Linked DNA regions of Homo sapiens: region 1 is linked to region 2. A link is a loop called in an ENCODE intact Hi-C map of the cell type or tissue named here. Cell type or tissue: GM12878. All regions are shown on one strand.

Region 1 (4,000 bases), 140 kb before region 2:
AATACATATGGAAGAAAATGAAGTTGCATCCTTACAATACTCCTTAAACCAAAATAAACGCTGGTTGGATTGCCTGTTTACACCAGAAGAACACAATAAGCCATACAAGTAAGAAAAAAAGAAAACATGGGTAATTTTTGTAACTTTAATTTGAGTAGGAGGATGTTTTCCTTAAATGTATAATTCCCTAAAATAAAATGCATACTGTCATTTTTTTCTTCCAGTGTAGCAGAAAAAGGGGAGAAAGAGAGAGTGTCTGTGTACAGATATTTTTAGAGATATTCAAAGGGTAGGAGACAAGAAACTACAGAAAAATGGACAAGGTGCATTAAACAGACAATTCCCTGAAAAGGAAATCCAAATGCCACTTGAAGCTCTGCTAGATGACCTAACCTGGCTCATAGTTAAACAACTGAAACAAGGACAAAATATTGTGCTCCTCCTCTCAGACTGCAGACACCAATATGTTTAGTAATGGACTTTTCTTTTGAAGTTATTGGGAAACAGGAACCTCGGATATAAACGTTTGGTTGTGAGCGTTCACTGCACACCTATTTGCAGTTGATTTGGCAGTGCTGGCAGTTTCATCCAACATGAAATTCTAGCCATGTGGAAAACAAGCGTGCATCCCCTTTATCATTTCACTTTTAGTGAGTTGAGCTGCATACGTACACATAGGTGCTCACACACGTGTACAGATGTGTGCACATTCATCGAATTCAGTGTGGTAGGAAATGACTGGAGAACATTCCCAGTGTTCAGCAGTGGGTCATAAATCGTGGCTAAAAAGAGTTCATTGAAACCATGAAACACAATATAGTCATTAAAATGTTCTCCAAGTGATGAAAGGAAAGAAATCCTAGAGATTAAGGGAAAGAAGGTAAATGAAAAAAGTGTGTAAAGAAGTGGGGTGGTAAACTTTGTCACGTAAATGCCTGTGCACTCATGTCTGCAAAGGTACAAAGAAAGCGGGAGGACAATCATGGGGAACTCCCTCAGTGAGCCTGGTATGGGGTTGCGGGAGAAGAAATACTTTTTTTAGTGTATTATTTTATGGCACTTGAATTTTCTACTTTAAACAGTTTTATTAAAAATACTATGTTTTTAAAATAGACTTTTGCAGGTAGCATATAAAACCTCATCAGAGAAAATGAAAGAAAAGTAAAGTGAGAAACAGACAAATGGATCCAGAGAACAGATCCTTTTCCCAAATGCATCTTAAGCAAGACCCAACAGTTGGCTGTTAGAGAATTTCCAGGACCCCCAGCCGCTGTCAGTATAACTTTATAACTGAACCATTTAGAAATGAACATAATCTGTAAGTAAAGTTGGCCACATCTAACCTTCTGAGTGCATGTGGCTGTTTTTTTTTTCTCCAATACTTAAATTTGAGGCTATTTCTGTGCAGAATAGAAGTATTTTTATGTGTGTTTTCTTGTCTGTAGCAATTGAGATATCAGAAGGAATGAAAAGTACATCTTTGATCTATTCACTATGGAGGCTTTTAAATTTTTGATTTCCAGCCCAAATTTCAAACTCAAATAGGAATAAAATAGGTACTGTTATAAATAAACACCACAACAGTAACAAATACAAAGGAAAAAGGAAGCCAGGGACCAAACAGCAGCTTCCTCATTCTTCCTTTCCTGAACTGGCAGTTCTGGGATGGATTGGCAAAAGTCATGTGAAGTGTGGGGTTTATGGCCTGTTTTTGCTGGTCCCAAGGGCTCCAGGTTAAGAGTTCTGTTGACAGAGGCCAAGGGAGCCCCTGTTTACTGGGGAAACGAATGTTTCTTTACAGCAAAGGCTGGGTAATCCCAGATGCTGAACTAAGAAACAGCTTGTTCTTTGTATCAAGGAATTTACTCTTAAAGCATGCTTCTTATTTTTAGATTTCAAACCCCAAGGGCTTTGACTGTGGCTGAGTCAGTGTTCCCTGAAACTATTAGTATATTGCTCTCACACATCAAGTTTTAGTATGAATCATTAAAAATAACACTGCACGTAACCCGCCAGTTTTGTTAAGTAGATGGACAGGTAAGAGGGATGACTATTTATCCTAGACCAGATCAAAATGGGCTCAGGATTCTCAAATGACACATTTAAGGAATAAGTAACTAATTCATTAATTCGGTTTGATCATTGTTTTATTTGTGTTTTGGGTTTTGTTTTGCTTTCTTTTTCTAGAAAATCAAGGCACAGAGCTACACGATGTCCTTACCCAGTAGAATCCAGTCTACTAAGGAATAAGATCAACTTTCAGGTGACCAAGAATTATGATCAATCATTCCCTGGGTATTCTTGTTTCATCACCCATCCATCAACACACAAGAGACAAAAAACCCTTTCACAGCCTCCTTGAGAGATGTTGTGCAGGTGAGATGCATGTATTTGCCCAGAGTTGTGGGCTGAGATCAGGGGCCTCTGGAGTAATGTGGGCAATGCAGGTAATGGGATCAGAATGACTCCGCAGGCCTGCGAGCCACGCCTGACAGAGCCAGCTGTGCACTCCCTCTCCAGAAAGGAGAGGTCTGAGTAATGGTGGCCAGGCTCCTCTCTGGCTGGGTGGGTGGCTCCTCTGGCCTAAAGCCAGAGAGCAGCTTCTCAGATTAAATCAACGTTTTGCACCATGCCCTGAAGCAAGTGGGGCCGTTTCCAGGGACAGCTTTGGGTTTAGTGTGCTGACTGTGTGTCCCAGCTGAGCCATCTCAGTGGCACCCAGTCCTGGTGTCTGGACATCTGGGAGATTTCTATTCTTAACCAGGTAGCCCTGAAAACCAAAGCCTCAACTTAGTCTCTTAAAAAAGGGGGAATTATAGTCCCCATGCAACAGGGTAGGTATTCACTAAATACCAGTTCCTTCCTCTTTAGAGGTTATAAAACCTTGGTTAACAGATAAGTGCAGAAAGTCAACACTCAGTTCCTGCTTGTTGAATCTGAACCACCACTGGAAGAAAGGCAGGCAGGGGTCTTCCCTCTGGTCAGCAGCACTTTCAGATCTAGGGGCTGAATAAAGGATCTACTTCCTCCTAGTTACACATTTAATGTGGACCCTTCTCTGTGAAGAGGGATATTCATTTGCAAGTCTTCTTTAGTGCCAGCACTGGAGGCTACTGCTGACCCAGAAGGAGGGGGTCTGGTGCACACCTTATCAAACATGTCAACACCACTTAAAGCAATGGGCTCAGGAGCCCAAGCCTCACTCCTGAACCCTCCTCTCTAAAGCTTCCCAGACAGGGGCTGAGGTATAATGATTGCATGTTGCAATAAAGCTGACCTAAAAGGTCTCCAGCAACACAGGCATTTAGCACAATGAAATCATACAAAAGTGGAATTCTGTGCAACGTTGTACCAATGGCAGGGCAGTGGGCATGCCCCCCATTCTGGGTGCAGGCAGTGAGGGGTACATTGTCTGCAGAAAACTTAAAGACAATCATAAAACCCTATAAAAATCAGCCTGGTTTTCATCACCAGTGTTTGCCAGAGATTCTAAACAACACCAGTGATAAAATGCTCCTTTACCCCAAAAAGATGTTGTTGGCCTATGACCTAAATCACTGCTCCCAGCTACATAGCTGGAGGATTCAGCTACAACTGCTCACTTCTAGAATACATTTGTAAGGCATAGAAATCCTTTGGGTTCCATTTTAGTGCAATCTGTGTGCCCAAACCCTGGGGTACAACACATTCCTGAGTTTCAAGCAGGACGTTCTAATCAGCAATGATGACACAGTGACCGTCAGGGTAGAGAAGCAATCTCAGTCTTCCTCTGGCCCTGTCAACCTGGAGCACAGTCTGGGAGGTGTGACCTCCTTGTTGAGGAAGAACAAATGTCTATATTAAATATTTTTATATTTAATATTAAAGTAAGTTCCTATATGAAATATTTCACTGAATTTGAAGAATGGATTTTTAAATGACATTTATCCTTTTGAAAACTTATTTCATCATTAAAGGATGAATCTAGAAAATAATAATGATGACTGATTATTTCATGCCT
Region 2 (4,000 bases):
GAGACTCCCTTAACTGGTATCTAGTTACATGTTTCGAGAAGCATGTTTTTCGTAATTTTTAATATAAACATTGCAGATATATCATGCTAATTGATACACACTACATATCTGCACCCTGACCCAAGGAGAAAAAAATTGGCAAACTTACAGACAAATTGGAGAAATATTCATAAGATGAGCTTGTTTTAAAGCAATATCTACATTATACATTTCTGAGAATATATTTTCAAATGAAATGTTTAAATTATGAGGTGTCTTTTCTTCTTCACTGGAGAAGAAACTGTCATTTTTGGAAAAAAGTCTATTCCACTTAACTATTTCAGAAAATTTTAATTATGTTAATTAGTCTAAAAACATCATGTGTGCATGTGTTTGTGCACATAAGTGTATATGTTTTTTAAGGAATAATGTTATGTTTGCAGAAAGCAAGGCAGAGAAGAATGATAATCCATAGCAATTAATCCCTGGTAACATTATAGGTTGACGTTTTCATTGCACTGTATTCATGATTCATAGAACTATCAAACTGCAAAGTACTCACATGTCATTTATTTGAACAAGCCTAAGCATAGGTGTCCAAAGTCCCTTAAGTGACACCCACAGAGACATTCTCCTGGTGCCTGACTGACTTTGCTAACAGTGAAGAAATATCTGTCTCTTGGGTTTAATACCTAGTGAATCTTACTGGCCACCCCCAACCAGGGGCTGGAGGGCAGGGGACCCAGAAATAACACTGGTAGAGGTCCGCCTGTTAGGGAGCACAGTAGGGCAGAAAGGGGTGCAGAGGAGGTCCCTGGGGCCAGCGGGGAATATCTGGCACACGCCAAATGCTCCTCTAGCCATTGGATGGCAAGAATTAAACAGTTCTTTGTAGTTCTCATTCAGAACTCTCAATCTCATAAAAAGGGATTAAGACCTAGATGAGGAAAGTGACCTCCCCAGGACCCCCAGAAAGGTAGCTGTGGGTCATCAGAAGACAGCTTTGAGACTCCTGGTACACAACTCTTTAGTCTGCTAGGTGGACTTGTCAGCTCCTCTTAGGGCAGAGATGATAGTCTGGTTGTGGAAGAGAACAGTGAAGTGTCCCTCACTTGGAGCCGACCCTGAATTCTGGCTTGAAGGATCTTGCAAGTTGTTTAATTGGGATAGTCACAGACAGCCTCTGCGTGCCTGAGATGAGTGGTCTCGACCTGAGGAGCAAAAAGGCAAATAGTGCTCCAGAACAAGTTAGCTCTTTTTAAGAAGCCAAAGTTAAAATTCTTGTAATCCTTTTTGGCTTGGAAATGGAAAAAAAAAATACAATCAGGAAAATGAGAATTAGATTTGCAAACGATATTTTAATAAAAATAGGATAATACAAAAATCTCATTTTAAAATTTGTTTAAAATGTATCCATTATGTTTTAATGATAACTCAGAGTTATCCCTGATGAGGCAACAGGAGGAGGCAGAGAAATGCCCCAACTTTTGAACTTTGTACGATGTACATGGGTGGCAAAGTTACCCAGAAACATGTGGCCTAAGCAGAAGCAAAGGTCACTGGTTTATACAAACTAAACAAAGTAGAGTGTCCTGAGGAACAGTGCACAATGCTGTCATCTAGCAACTGGGAGCCACTACTCTAGGGGCCTCTAGGGGTCTCTGACATCAGCTTTTGCCCTTAACTTCCCCCTGGCTACGTTTGAGACAGATGATCTTGTGGTGTAAGAAACCTCCAAGGCTGAGTCCCTGCCAGGTGATTCAGGGCCATGGAGAAAGCACTACCCTGCTTAGTAGAAATTCCTTCCCCAGAATCCTCGTTGGCTTGCCCTCAGGATTTTTTACTTTGTTTACTATGTTTTACTCAAAGGTGATATCACCCAAAAGGTGGGGAAGGCATTACACATTCTCTCCCCACACCATTTGGAAATCCCCTAACAAGCATTACTAAAGCCCAGCCCTGCTTAGCTGGTGAAATCTCACTAATCTCTTGCCCAGGGCACTGCAATTCCAGTGACTGGTCCACGTGGAGAATTGCTAAAGGAGGTTTCTGTGTGTGTTTCAGCTTGGTAGAGACAACTCAGCAGGTGATGCCTCCAGGCTGCCCTCAGGAGAGGCAGGTGCTTCACAGCTTCTGCTCTGCAGGCTCGACATCAACTTGTGACACTGTGGAAGGAGCGGGCACCTCACCCTCCACAGTGTGTGGCTAGAACAGTCATCCAGTCCACACAGCACTTTCTGTTCCACAACCAGCCCAAACTGCCTTTACAATGCATTAGAAAAGCCACCCTTCCTCCAGCAAGTAGTTGCTATCTGCTGCAACATAGTTGTCAGAAACATGTAGATCTACAAGATCTGTTTGTGTAGAGAGCCCCAGGATTTGATGCCCTAAATGGTGGGTGGACCAGGGAACATGACACTCCTTCACAGCTGTGGGACCTCAGTGTCAGAAGCATCAAATGATGTGTCTCACATTGCACTACCTAAAATGAGTTAGATTTAGTTCTGTGGGCTAAAAATGGAAGTGAGAAAGGAAAAAACAAGACTTAACACCACAGCCTGCTGATAATGGCCCGAATGTTTAGGAGAAATGACAATGTATCCTTAGAAGGATTTTTTGTTTTGTTCTGTTTTGTTTGTTTGTTTGTTTTTTGCTAAAGTCTCCAAGTTTTTCTTCCCCCTAACACAGGCAAATACACAGGAGTACCTGCTTTTCCTTTTAGATTTTCACCTGACTTTTAGGGTCACATGCATGCAAGCTGAATATGCTTTTCTTAGAGCCAGTGGGATTTGCAAGAGGAGTATGTCTACTGGCATTAAAATGAAAGTATTGTCAAAAATGTCAATGGTAGACCACCATAATGTGTGTGTTTGTGTGTATGGGCATGTGTGTGTGTGCGTGTGAGTGTGTGTATTAAAAATAAGTTTTGAACTTTCCTAGAAAATTTTTATGGTGGTCTACCGTTGACATTTTTTTGTGTGTGTCTACACAATTCAATATTACTCAGCAATAAAACGAAAGCCACTACTGATACACACATGAATGTGGGTGGGTCTCTAAAACAAGGCTGAGGGAAAGAAGCCGTGAAGTCTTTTCTACATGTATGCATTGGTTGGGTCGTTGGTTGGTTGGTTGGTTGGTTGGTTCTGACAGGAAGCATGTTGTTCTGGATCCAAGACAGACCTGATGATTCACAGAGCATCTTGTGTCAGTTCCCCATGCAGCCCCTCCCCATGGGACGATGCAAGAAGAGCAGTGGGCACCTACACATGTGATTTGGTTTGTGCCACAAGAAGGAGCTCCAAATCATAAATCTTGCAGCTTATGTGGGTGGCTGGTACAGCTGCCTGGCTCCCCCTCTGGAGGAAAGAGAGAAACCTGGTTTTTTTGTTTTTTTTTTTTTTTGACATAAACAGATCCTCTCAGGTGGGAAGGAGAAGCCTTCAGGTCCATTGCCCTTTGGAATGTAAGCTAATGGCTGCAGAGCAGATGAACCATAGTGTTTCTGGAATAACTCCCCATCTCTAACTTCCCAGACATGGTTACCATCAATCATCCTTCAGCCCAGGTGGCCAGGACTTTTTGCTTAAAAGCCCAGATCATGCAAAAACTTGAAAATATTCATGGAGTGTTGTTTTTTGACAGAAGCCAGACATAAAAAACTCCATACAGTATAATTTTTTGTTAGGAAATCTAAAACATCGAAGTGAATGTGTAGTCACTGAATGCAATCAGCAGCTTTCTGGGGCTGGGACAAGTTGGGTGATGGACAGTAAAGGGGAAATTTCTGAGGTGATGGGAATGCTCTATGTCTTAATTTTTGTCACAGTTTCACCACTGTAATATTTGTCAAGTTTCATCCAACTGAACAGTTAAAAGCAGAGCATTTACAGTCATGCTGGAATCCTCAGTAACATTGTTGACAAGTCCAGCTTGGACAGATTCCTTTGAGTTGTTTACATGGAGACTGGTGGGCAGCTTCCAGCCACACTGGCCAGTGCTCCTACTTCTATACCACTCT

What was found. A loop is a pair of places that touch in the nucleus more often than their neighbours do. Peaks named below come from ENCODE experiments on the same cell type or tissue, not always from the same donor. Only the 100,000 strongest peaks of a DNase experiment are listed, where the experiment ranks them.
Region 1: it touches region 2 in a loop (4-fold over the local background); 6 of 110 quality-filtered maps call a loop at or near these places.

Annotation. Positions count from the first base shown.
Region 1 is chr7:46,289,741-46,293,740 of GRCh38, reverse strand. No RefSeq gene overlaps it. Among named protein-coding and RNA genes, the nearest start is that of IGFBP3, 370 kb to the right of the region's middle. RefSeq lists an enhancer at 2,664-2,743. In GM12878, no CTCF peak of the experiment used is centred here; DNase peaks (open chromatin) are centred at 1,920, 2,490 and 3,005; H3K27ac peaks cover 785 bases.
Region 2 is chr7:46,152,191-46,156,190 of GRCh38, reverse strand. No RefSeq gene overlaps it. Among named protein-coding and RNA genes, the nearest start is that of IGFBP3, 230 kb to the right of the region's middle. RefSeq lists enhancers at 1,406-1,700, 1,848-1,917. In GM12878, no CTCF peak of the experiment used is centred here; a DNase peak (open chromatin) is centred at 2,210; H3K27ac peaks cover 1,329 bases.